2 separate regions of the Homo sapiens genome follow, and region 2 is linked to region 1. The links are chromatin contacts, found by Hi-C or POLR2A ChIA-PET in ENCODE. All regions are on one chromosome and are shown on one strand. The core of a region is the stretch at or near the end of the contact, and the rest is flanking DNA. Distances in the headings are between cores, read along the strand shown. Region 1 holds the start of TSPAN13 (tetraspanin 13). Region 2 overlaps ANKMY2 (ankyrin repeat and MYND domain containing 2).

Region 1 (5,388 bases), core at 1,364-3,863:
GCCTTGATCTCCTGGGCTCCAGCAATCCTTCCCCCTCAGGCTCCTGAGTAGCTGGGATAGCTGGGATTACAGGTATGCACCACCACACCCAGCTAATATTTTCAATTTTTAGTAGAGATGGGGTCTCACTATGTTGTCCAGACTGCTTGTTCTTATTAGGGTGGGAACAAATGGTCTTTTGAAAATTTCTATATCCAAATCAGGAGAAATTGCAACATGTCCATTTGTTTTCCTATTTTCAGACATTGTTTTGTTTCCTCTATCAAAAGCCGTATCTCCTATCAGACAACTCTCCTACAACTATAGCTCTTGCCTGGCTTCTGTAACTGTTCCCTTAAATCACCCCCTTAGTCTTAGGGGTAATTAGAACTTCCTGCTCTTACTATCTCTGAGCTGCCTCATCATGCTTTGTTGGTTTCCTTTTCTTTTTGAGACAGAATTTCACTCTGTCACCCAGGCTGGAGAGCAGTGGCGCGATCTTGGCTCACTGCAACCTCCACCTCCTGGGTTCAAGTGATTCTCCTGCCTCAGCCTCCCAAGTAGCTGGGATTACAGGTGCCCGCTACCACGCCTGGCTAATTTTTGTAGTTTTAGTAGAGACGGGGTTTCACCATGTTGGTCAGTCTGGTCTCAAACTCCTGACCTCAGGTGATCCACTACCCTCGGCCTCCCAAAGTGCTGGGATTACAGGTGTGAGCCACCGCACCCAGCCGGTTTCCTTTAACTTTGTCCACACTTTTGAAAATAGTCCCTTTTTGAAATTCTTCTCAGTTATGCTATTTGAACGAGTCATCTCCTTTTTGCTGGGACCCTGACTGATAGGTGGTACTTCTCTGGGAAAACAAAGTGATTCAGCCTATAGGGAGATAGTGAAGATATTATGCAGAAGCCAAAGAGAGAGTTGCAATAGTTGGTTGAGTGATAGTTGAAGTGGTACTAATGTTGGTGACACCCAGGAATGGGAAGAGAATGAATAGATTTCCCTGCCAATGCCTCATCTTTTGTAAACCTCTGGCTATTAAAAAGGAAAGTTGAGCATCATCAAAGCATTGTTTGTGTTTGAGGATCATTTTCCAGGTTAGTTTTTGAAATATTTCTAGCTGTATATAAAAGGTTAATGTGGAATAGAAAGCCTAACAAATTAATGAGGTCTTGTTGGTATGGTGGGGTCAGGGGAGGGAAGGAGAGGCTGGAAGAGGGAGCAGAGAATTCTAAGAAGACGAATTATTTTAATCAGCTGCAATGTTTAATTTAATTTAATACAATTTAGCATTTGCAATTACATAATTTACTCCGTATGAACCTTTAGGTTAGATATAGTATTGTAAACTTGCAAATCTCTTTATAAAACCTTTTTCTTTGGTAGAAACTACTATGAAGTAAATAAACCTTTATTGCCTTCGCTTAGTGCCTGGAACACAGTAGGCCTTTACAAAATGTCAGATCTATGAATACTAGCTGACATTTATTGAGGCCTTCCCCTGTGCCAGCCACTATGCAAAAAGTGCTTGACATACTTCTAAAATCTCAATTTATAGGTGAGGAATTAAGGATACAAGATGCATTTCTATAGTAGAGAAGCAGTAAACTGATAATGAATTAATTGAGGTGAAGTCTGAGTTATTTGAAGATTTTCAGTTATTTTTGTGAAAAAATAAGTTTATTGAAATTCACGACCAGAACACAAAAATAATCTCTCTTGATTTTCTTTTTAAAATTTTTTAAAAAACTTTTGTTGACACGTAGCAGATGTATATATTTACGGGGTACATGAGATGTTTTGATACAGGCATGCAATGTGAAATAAGCACATCACGGAGAATAGGGTATCCATCCTCTGAAACATTTATCCTTTGAGTTACAAACAATCCAATTACATTCTTTAAGTTATTTTAAAATACACAATTAAGTTCTTATTAACGATTGTCACTTTATTGTGCTATCAAATAGTAGGTCTTATTCATTCTTTCTATTTTTTTGGACCTATTAACCATCCCCACCTTCTCCCGCTCTTGATTTTCCTTTGCATGCATGTATTCATAAAGTTTATTAGTATTTTGCAAATCTTTGTAGGATAAGTCTGACCTGTCCAGGTCACAATTATAGGGCACATATCTTATTTTCTGAGAGAAGCAGGGATTTTATTTTATTTTTTATTGTTTCACTTATTTTCTCCCTTTCATTTGCCTCTACTTCGTTCTCTTTTAAATCTTTCACATGTTTTCATTCATTACTTGCTTCCTGCCTTCCTTCCCTCAAACAAGGCCAGGTGCTTAGTTTTGAAATCTCATTCAAAATGGTGCCACGTCATCTGCCAGGGCCAAGAATCCAGAGGTGCTGTCATATTTCTCCTTGCCAGCGTGGATCTCCTCCGAGCCCCGCCCTCCCTCCTCACCTGCTCCTGGGGAAACTACACCAAGGCCGCCGCTCTGGCCTGGGGCTCCCTCCCACACGGCCTTGGCCCTCTCCCCCTCGCCCCGGGACCGCTCCGCCCCTCCCGGATCCCGGTCGGCGGAGCGCATTTATTTGCATATTTCTACCTTTGTTCCCTGCCAGCGGCCAATCAGCGCGCGGGGCGAGACGAAGGGGCTGGGCGGGGCTCGGGCTCCTGCTCCGGCTCAGCTGCGGCGGCCGCAGGTTCCAAAGCGGGTCCGAGCCGCCGCCGCGCGCGCGCCGCGCACTGCAGCCCCAGGCCCCGGCCCCCCACCCACGTCTGCGTTGCTGCCCCGCCTGGGCCAGGCCCCAAAGGCAAGGACAAAGCAGCTGTCAGGGAACCTCCGCCGGAGTCGAATTTACGTGCAGCTGCCGGCAACCACAGGTTCCAAGATGGTTTGCGGGGGCTTCGCGTGTTCCAAGAACTGCCTGTGCGCCCTCAACCTGCTTTACACCGTGAGTATCCCCAGTCCGTTCCTGCTCGCTTGGGGGCTTTGCACCTGCTTGGGAGCTCTTTGGCTTCCCTGCCTGGTCAGCGACTCACTCGTTGCATCCCGCGCCCCCTTCCCGGCTTCCCACGTCTGCGCGCCCCCGGCCTCACCATCCGTCCCCGCCGGGGACCGGGCGCCGGCGCTTGTCGCAGTCTCTTCCTTTCGTTCATTGTGAAGCCGCGGTCTCTCAGGCTCGCTGGCCGCGTCTCTGCCACATTGCTCCACCCCGCCCCCTCACCCACCGCCTTGTTTTTCAAACATTCAACCGGACCTCTCCGCTTTCCCACCCCGTACCCTTCTGCCGCTCGCTCCTGACATCCAGACGCATCTGGGCCAGGCGTGGAGGCGCGAGAGCCGTCAGGGCTTGCGGACAGTTTTGCGGAATGGCGTGGCCTGAAACTGACGAGGCGGCATATGGCTGGTGTGCCTCTGGGTTAGCTCTTGGTACCCTCGGGATTTTAATTGAGGCCACTGAGTAGGTTCACAGGATGTCCGCTGCTTCCGAAGTTTGTTTCGTGCTCACAGTAAAGGGATGTCTTTTTGTTTTTGTTGTTGTCAGTTTTGCTAGTACTTGGTGCTTTTTCTGTGTGTCTTGTCCATGATCAATATCCTAACTCCATTTTAAACCAAGTCCTCCAGGAAATAAGCGAGCCCCCACCCAAGTCGTTTCTTTCCCTGCCAACCAGCTTGGGCCTCTTAGTTTTAACGCTGCAGGCTCTCTTTGTGATTTTTTGAGGCGCAATTCTGGGTGAACAGGAGGATGGGCAGGACAGATCGACATTTATTGAATGCCTATCACGTCCCAGGTTTTACATACACAATGCTCGTTCATCATTCTGACAACCTTCTGAGGGAATGGGGCATTATCTGCATTTTATACATAAGGTAACAGACCAAAAAGGTTTTAGTAAGTTTACATAGCTGGTAGTTGACGAGTCAGGAGTGGAACCTAGGCTGTGGAATCCAGATCTTTCCACAGGCTGTCTCTACCGGGCGGAAGAAACTTCCTCTTCTGTCATCATCCCTCCATAGTAGTCTTGCTCCCTTCTATAAATATACCTGGCGCTTTGCAGCACCCACCCTGAAAACAAACCCAGCACCCCTGCATTAGCAGAGAGCTAGGCCATCTGTGCAAGCTTAGATTACCTCCTTGGAATAGAGAGGCTGCCTTGTGGTCACCAACAGGAGAAGGAGGTTGGGTCATTTTACCTTTACTGTTCCTTTGTATGTGAACATGACTGCAAGCTTTGAAGGCAAGACAGAAACAGGCATTGAGTACGCTTTTATGGCTAGTTAGTAAGAATCTGGTCAACATGGTCATTAATAGTAGACTTGGGAAAAAAATTTTAGAACACCTGGTGATACAGTTCCTTGGAGATACATGTCAAGTTTCAGATCAAAATTCATCTGTATCACCCTGAGGTATGCTTATCACCCTGGCTGTTTATTAAGTAAATGCTGACCAGTTCTCTAGGGTTTTTTTTTTTTTTTTTAAATCAGTGTGAGTGGCCTGCTTGGAACTTTAAATTCCTTATTTTGTGACCTGAGTTCTGTTTTTTTTCTGCCAATGATTTAGTCATCTGTTTGCCAGACACTTAGTCTTACAGTGCCTGCTTACACAGAGTGGAATGTCTACTTTGCATACTTACTTCACTGAAGGGTCTATATCAATGTATAATCTTTTTTAAAAAGGCAAGTTATTTTAAAATGAAGTTCCTTGCTTTCTAGACATCATTTTTAGTTGTATTTAGAGTATATCAGGAAAGTGAGGCGAAAGAAAGGTGATTCTAAAGGGACATATTAAGACTATTTAATATCTATTCTAAATTATTGACCTTCAAAGTGTGTGTTCTATTGATTTTAATAGCTATGCAGTAAAACTTAATGAATTGGAAATTCACGGGACAATAAAAATGGCTAGCCCTTTTAAATCATAGACTTTTTAGACAAAGGGACATTTCTTAAAATGAATTAGTGGCTGCTTGCTTCTTTTACATTGTAAATAGGCTTAAATAACTGCAGCAGTTTAAAGTGGAGGCAAGTGACAGGTAAAAGTTGGATCAAGTCTTAGATAGATGCTGAAAATGTGCCATGGCCATTATTTAGCTTCTATTTCTCCCCTGATCTCTTTCTCAACATTTTAAGATGAAAAAAATGTGAGGCAGTTGGGGATGGGATTGAGCATGAAGACTTGGGAGACATTTCTCTATAAGTCATGAATAGAAACATTCTTTGTAGGTTCTAATCCCACCCTGGTCACTGCCTCTAAAATGTGCTCAACGCTACAGGATTACATTTGAGGTCATTTCTAAAAGTGTTGGTTAAACCAGGATTGCATATGGGAACGGCAGATGCCTGAAACATCATCATTGCTGTGTTGAAGCATTTTACTGAGGAACTTAGGACTGTATCAGCTGAACTGTCCACATGCTCTGGTGGCTTGCTGATGAGCCTGAGATTCGTG
Region 2 (5,388 bases), core at 1,540-4,039, 150 kb before region 1:
TATGAAAGTTGAGCAAAAACAGTGATTTTTTTTTTTAAGGGCCTTGGGAATATCCATTACACCCTGTAAAATAACAGCTTGTCTTCAACCCTGTATGATCTTCTGGCTGCAGGGATACTACAGTGAGGTTAACATGTTAAGAATGTACAATGTACTAGTTAAAACTGCAGACCTCGCCAAGCACCAGCTCTACAATTTTGGATAAATTAGGCAACCTGTTTAAAGTTCCTCATCTGTGCTACTGGATAAAGTCTAATTCACAGGGTCATTGTGAATATTATACAAAATTATTTCAGGGATAGAGTAACTTTCACTGTTAGCTATTATTATTATCTACTGAATTAAAAAGCAGAATCTGATTTCTTAAACTAACTGGCCAATTCAATATTGCATTACAATCAGCTCTAGGTACCAGAAGTATTGGAATAGTAAGAGTATTCAAAATCCTTTAGGTCCTATTTTTGTTTGAGAAGAGTTTTTTGATAGTATATTGAAAGCAATTCAACATGGGAAAAAAATAAGTTGACCATGTGTTCTGTTGGTATCATAATGGAAAATGCTGTTTTAGATAATTTATGATAATCAGAACCAACCCCATTTTCTGACCACCCCTTTCTTAACATACATCTAAGGAAATTTTTGATATTGATATGGCTTATGCTTGAATTTCTCTTTGTCCAATGTTAAAGTTCCTATTCATGCCAGCTCTGTTAGTTCTGATTCATTTAGTAATTCATGACAATAAAGGAGAAAAGTACCTCTACTTTGCCACTGCTATTTATTTTCCTAATTCTGTTACCAGGGCGGTCCAGGAGATACAGCTGAGGAAGCTCATTATTTTCTTAAACAGCTTTCTTTTTTTCTATTCTCTTTTACTTAAAGTCCTTTTAAGCCTGCTTAAAAGGACTCCTTGTGGTCCAGGAGTTTCAGGACCCTTCGCCAATTACTACAGGAAGATAAGGCCTGAGTGAAACTCAGCAAACCAGAAGCAGAGACTCCTTGCTACCTTTAGATCATTAGCATATCATTATAATGCTAAGCTTCTCACCCAGAGGAGAATCGCTGCCTTTTCTGAACGTGGGGTGTATGGAGACACGTTTATGATGTATGCCAGTACATCTGGAGTTCCTCTCTGAATATGCTTACCTATCTTCCACCCAACATCTAACTCCTTAAAGTTCCCCAGCTTCCCACAGCTTGGGAGGAAGGTGTCTTTAGAGCAAGAGCTCTCTCCTTTTCCATTCCTGGCCAGGAATAAAACCTGCCTGCCTTTTTTCCCCCAAATGTATGTTCTTTTTTGCAGCTAATGCAGAGCAGGGAAATAACTCAGTTTACTGGCTGACAATTTCTTCTGCTTTTCCACAACCCTCCATGGTATGCAAAGACAGGGGCCGTGCCCTCTTGCCAGAGTCCTCCACAGCATGTGACAGAGTGGGGTGAAGAAAAGGAGAATTGATGGTAACACAAACATTATAAAAAATCACTAAAATCCGGGAACTCAGGTAAAAAGCATGTCAGTGGGAGAGCGAGGGCTGGGAGGGCTCCTTTACTACCTAAAGATAAATGTTCATCAGTGTGTGTATAGATGAAGTACTTGGATGAATGATTTTATTTTTTTCGGAGGGAGGCTTGTCATGATTAACAAATTCAGTCTAAATTCGCTTGCTGAATTCCTAACCAGTTAACCCTCAACATTGAATTTACTCAAAGTCATCCTAGAGCCAGCATGGTATAGGGTGTGTGTGGTATAGGGTATATGTTTGGGCTAGGAAAAAAATAATGGAGTGTCAGGAAGATAAAAATCCACAAGATAGGCCGGGCACAGTGGCTCACGCCTGTAATCCCAGTGTTTTGGGAAGCCGAGGCAGGTGGATCACCTAAGGTCAGGAGTGTGAGACTAGCCTGGCCAATATGGTGAAACCCCATCTCTACTAAAAACACGAAAATGGCCGGGCGCAGTGGCTTATGCCTGTAATCCCAGCACTTTGGGAGGCCGAAGTGGGTGGATCACGACGTCAGGAGATTGAGACCATCCTGGCTCACATGATGAAACCCCGTCTCTACTAAAAATGCAAAAAATTAGCTGGCGTGAACTGGGGAGGCAGAGCTTGCAGTGAGCCGAGATTGCACCACCGCACTCCAGTCTGGACAACAGAGTGAGACTCTGTCTCAAAACAAACAAAAAAAAGTACAAAAATTAACTGGGCGTGTTGGCGGGCACCTGTAATCCCAGCTACTCAGGAGGCTGAGGCAGGAGAGTCACTTGAACCTGAGAGGCGGAGGTCACAGTGAGCTTGAGATAGTGCCATTTCACTCCCGTGTGGGCGACAAGAGCCAAACTCCATTTCAAAACAAAAACAAACCAACAAACAAACAAAATCCACAAGATAGAATTTGATCAGCAAAGTGAGGTGAGAATTCTAGTCATTTTGTTCTGCAATTGTACATATTAAAATAATTATTACTTTGCTGTTCTCCAATATTTGTCAAGTTCCCTATTATTTTTTAAGTTCTCTAATACTTCTCTAATATTTGCCACTCCCCAGCAAATTATAAAACAAGATGAGTTGTTTATATTTGTAGGCACAATTTATTTTAAAATCCACACAAGAAACCCAGAAATGCAGCATTATCTTCAGACATCACATTCTAGCTCTGTTTAAATACCACATATGCTAAAAACCGACGCCAGGACATTCTCTAAATGAGTTACAAATCAGTTTCTGGAAAGGAAGTGCTCCATGAAAAGCTTATAGCAAGATAACTCAGGCTTTCAGGTGGAGTATGGCACGTGAATTAGCCTTACAGTAATTGTGTACATAGTATGTTTAGTCATTATTGAATCAAAAGTTTCAGGAAGTACCTTTTTTAATGCATACGCTGAGAGAACCGTCAATATGCCTTTGTTCCTGCTGAGGGATCTGCCATTCTGGAGGTACAAATACTGCAGATAGAATATCACCGCAGGACTACGTCAAGTTCAGAGTGTTCAGGATCATTTCTATATAAAACTACAATTAGCTGAACTATGGCAAAGGTCCTTGAACATAAAGCCTTTCTTCATTTCATTGCATCTTAATAAGTAGAATGCCACTACCGTAAATGCTGCTTATATGTATTTTATTCACATATAAGTTATGATTTTTCTAACTACCCTCTGTAGCTATAAATTTTTCCCTTCCTGAAAATCTCTCTTCCACACCTGTTCTGCTTGTCCCTTTGTTCCCTAAAGCCTGTATTTTTTCTTTAAGGGGATCTATTTTCCTTTGAAACAATTGCTGGAAAGCCAGCCTCAGAAAGGTAATAGGAATGTTTTTCCTGTATTTTGAAACAAAAAATTTTCCATAGGAATATCCATTCAATTATAGAACAGAAATCAATAGGAAATTAGGGCATGGTCAACAGGGGTTTGCTTGAAAACCTGTATTCTATGAAATGTGGAATCCTGCCATGGTGCCACGCAGGTATAACAAGGTGAGGACAATGCATTCCTAGGAGTTTTCCAGCTTCTTGCAGGGTGAGGATCATCCACACTGGCACTTGCTCTGGCTTTTACTCCTCAGACACCTGTGGCCCTGCAGGAGCATCCTGTAAGCCTTCCAACTCAGCTTCGCTTTCAAGAGATTCTTTCTTTCCTTCCCCGGAATCTTCAGGATTGGAATCCTTTTGAGAGATACCTACTTCAGCCTCTGGTTGCTCTTCATTAACACAGTTAGAATTGACATCAAGTTTGCCGTCTGATTAAAAAAAGAAGAAGTTATTTTGTTCCTACCATGTGTCAGACACTCTTCTCAATGCTTTACATGTATTATTTAATCTTCCTATCAACTACATGAGGTATATTAGTATCTCTACTGTCATCGCTAACGTTATTTTACAAATGAGAAAACTGAGAAGAGAGAGGTTTGGTAGCTTGCTGCAAGTTTCCTGGCTAGTGAAACAGCAGAACCAGCATTTGAACTCAGGCCGCTGGCTCCAAAGCCATCTCTAAATCAAGATTGTTGCTTGGGATTTGACAAAGCCTGTATTTGAATACAGCTTTTCTGTGAATTTATTTGATGTCCTTGGAGAGGTAATTGCCTGCATGAAGTTGTTTCCCTTGTCTATAATATGCAGGTAATAAAGGCTATCCTACATTGGTGAAGAATAAAGTTGTCTGTAACATTTAGAGCAGTGTTTGGTGCATGAATGATGCTTAACAACTGGGAGTGCCCATTCTACTGACAATCTTATTCTCCCTCAATAGTGTGTTAGTAATGAACATTTGTTACTTTCTGTCCTTAGCACATAGAATAAAAAAGTTTGGTCAAGAAAACAAGAGAAGGCATGGCAGTCAGAAAGCCTGACTATTCTCTTAAGGATAAATGGTTTAATTGTGTACAAACCATTTAATTCCACTGAGAGTATATCTCAACCCAGTAGTAAAGCGGATATGGTTCCTTGAGAGATGGAGGCAGAAATGCCTGGTATCAGAATAACCGAGGCATCTTTTTCAAATTACATGCACTCCCCCAGAACATATGATACATTCTCTGGAATGAGGCATGAGGGTGGGGGCAGTTCTCCTCTCCAATCTGATAATCACTGCTGAAGCAACTCACTATTTCTGATGAAAATGGGTCACAAAACCTCAAGAGGGATGGAGAAAAAAAAATACAAAATTCACTGCTATGACACTTGTAGAAATTTGATCTGTATATTAGATCTGCAATTTAATGAATGATTTATAAATATACTCTGTAATTTCACCTGTAGTTCTGAAATTTAATTAAGGAATTTAAAGGCTTCCACCCTTAAAATCTTCTGGTAGCCATTAGTGGAAATTTAATTAATTCCCTTATTCAAAGACTTTAAAATCCTTCATGAGCAGAATATAAGTTAATACCCATTAAGGGTCCCATTGTTCCAGGGCAGTAACCTAAGCTAGAATGTAAAATATGAAATAAGCTACATCCCTCAGAATTTGATGTCTCTGTTTTCCAGTGATGTCCAGGCTGACTATATCCTAAGAACTTAAAAACGGGACACATTAAAATTTAAATGTGATTCTTACATCGGTCACTCCTGAGCTCCTATGGCTTCCAGAGAAGACGCAGTTTCAGTGTGTTAAGATCACCTATCATCTCTCTCTCCACTAAAAAGCAGAGTGAACTCGGTTTTTATATACATACGGTTTTCCTCTTGTCTCTTTTCTTTGGCAGCCTCCAACTGTTGCTTTTCGTAAATGTCCTTCAGATTCTTACAGATTTTCTTATGAGTAAACCAGTGTGTTTTCTGGCAGGTTTGATCACAATATATTACCTGAAAGCAATTGTTGGTTTATTTTCATTTCCAGAGCTTGGGTTGTATGATTTCCTAACTATGACTAAACCAAGAACTAAGCTATAA

What was found. A loop is a pair of places that touch in the nucleus more often than their neighbours do. ChIA-PET counts read pairs that join two places held with the same protein, here RNA polymerase II (POLR2A). Pooled maps may share reads with other maps.
Region 2: a loop to region 1 is called in a map of Caco-2, with 2.6 times the contacts of the local background. The contact joins the enhancer-like site here to the promoter of TSPAN13 in region 1. A Hi-C loop is called at or near these places in 1 of 168 maps with a recorded cell type or tissue (Caco-2) and 1 of 50 pooled maps. POLR2A ChIA-PET finds 5 or more read pairs at or near these places in 3 of 52 experiments (A549, A673 and activated CD8-positive, alpha-beta memory T cell).

The regions. Positions count from the first base shown.
Region 1 is chr7:16,751,142-16,756,529 of GRCh38, forward strand. It overlaps TSPAN13 (tetraspanin 13), which reads left to right and starts at 2,614. Exons shown (of 6, transcript NM_014399.4): 1 at 2,614-2,889. The coding sequence starts at 2,827. RefSeq lists a silencer at 5,203-5,388.
Region 2 is chr7:16,597,209-16,602,596 of GRCh38, forward strand. ANKMY2 (ankyrin repeat and MYND domain containing 2) reads right to left here. Exons shown (of 10, transcript NM_020319.3): 9 at 5,172-5,301; 10 at 2,571-3,737. The coding sequence ends at 3,553. Among named protein-coding and RNA genes, the nearest start is that of ANKMY2, 46 kb to the right of the region's middle. Within about 2 kb of position 2,790, at least 2 of the 41 ENCODE cell types and tissues checked have a DNase peak (open chromatin) inside an H3K27ac peak, as active enhancers do.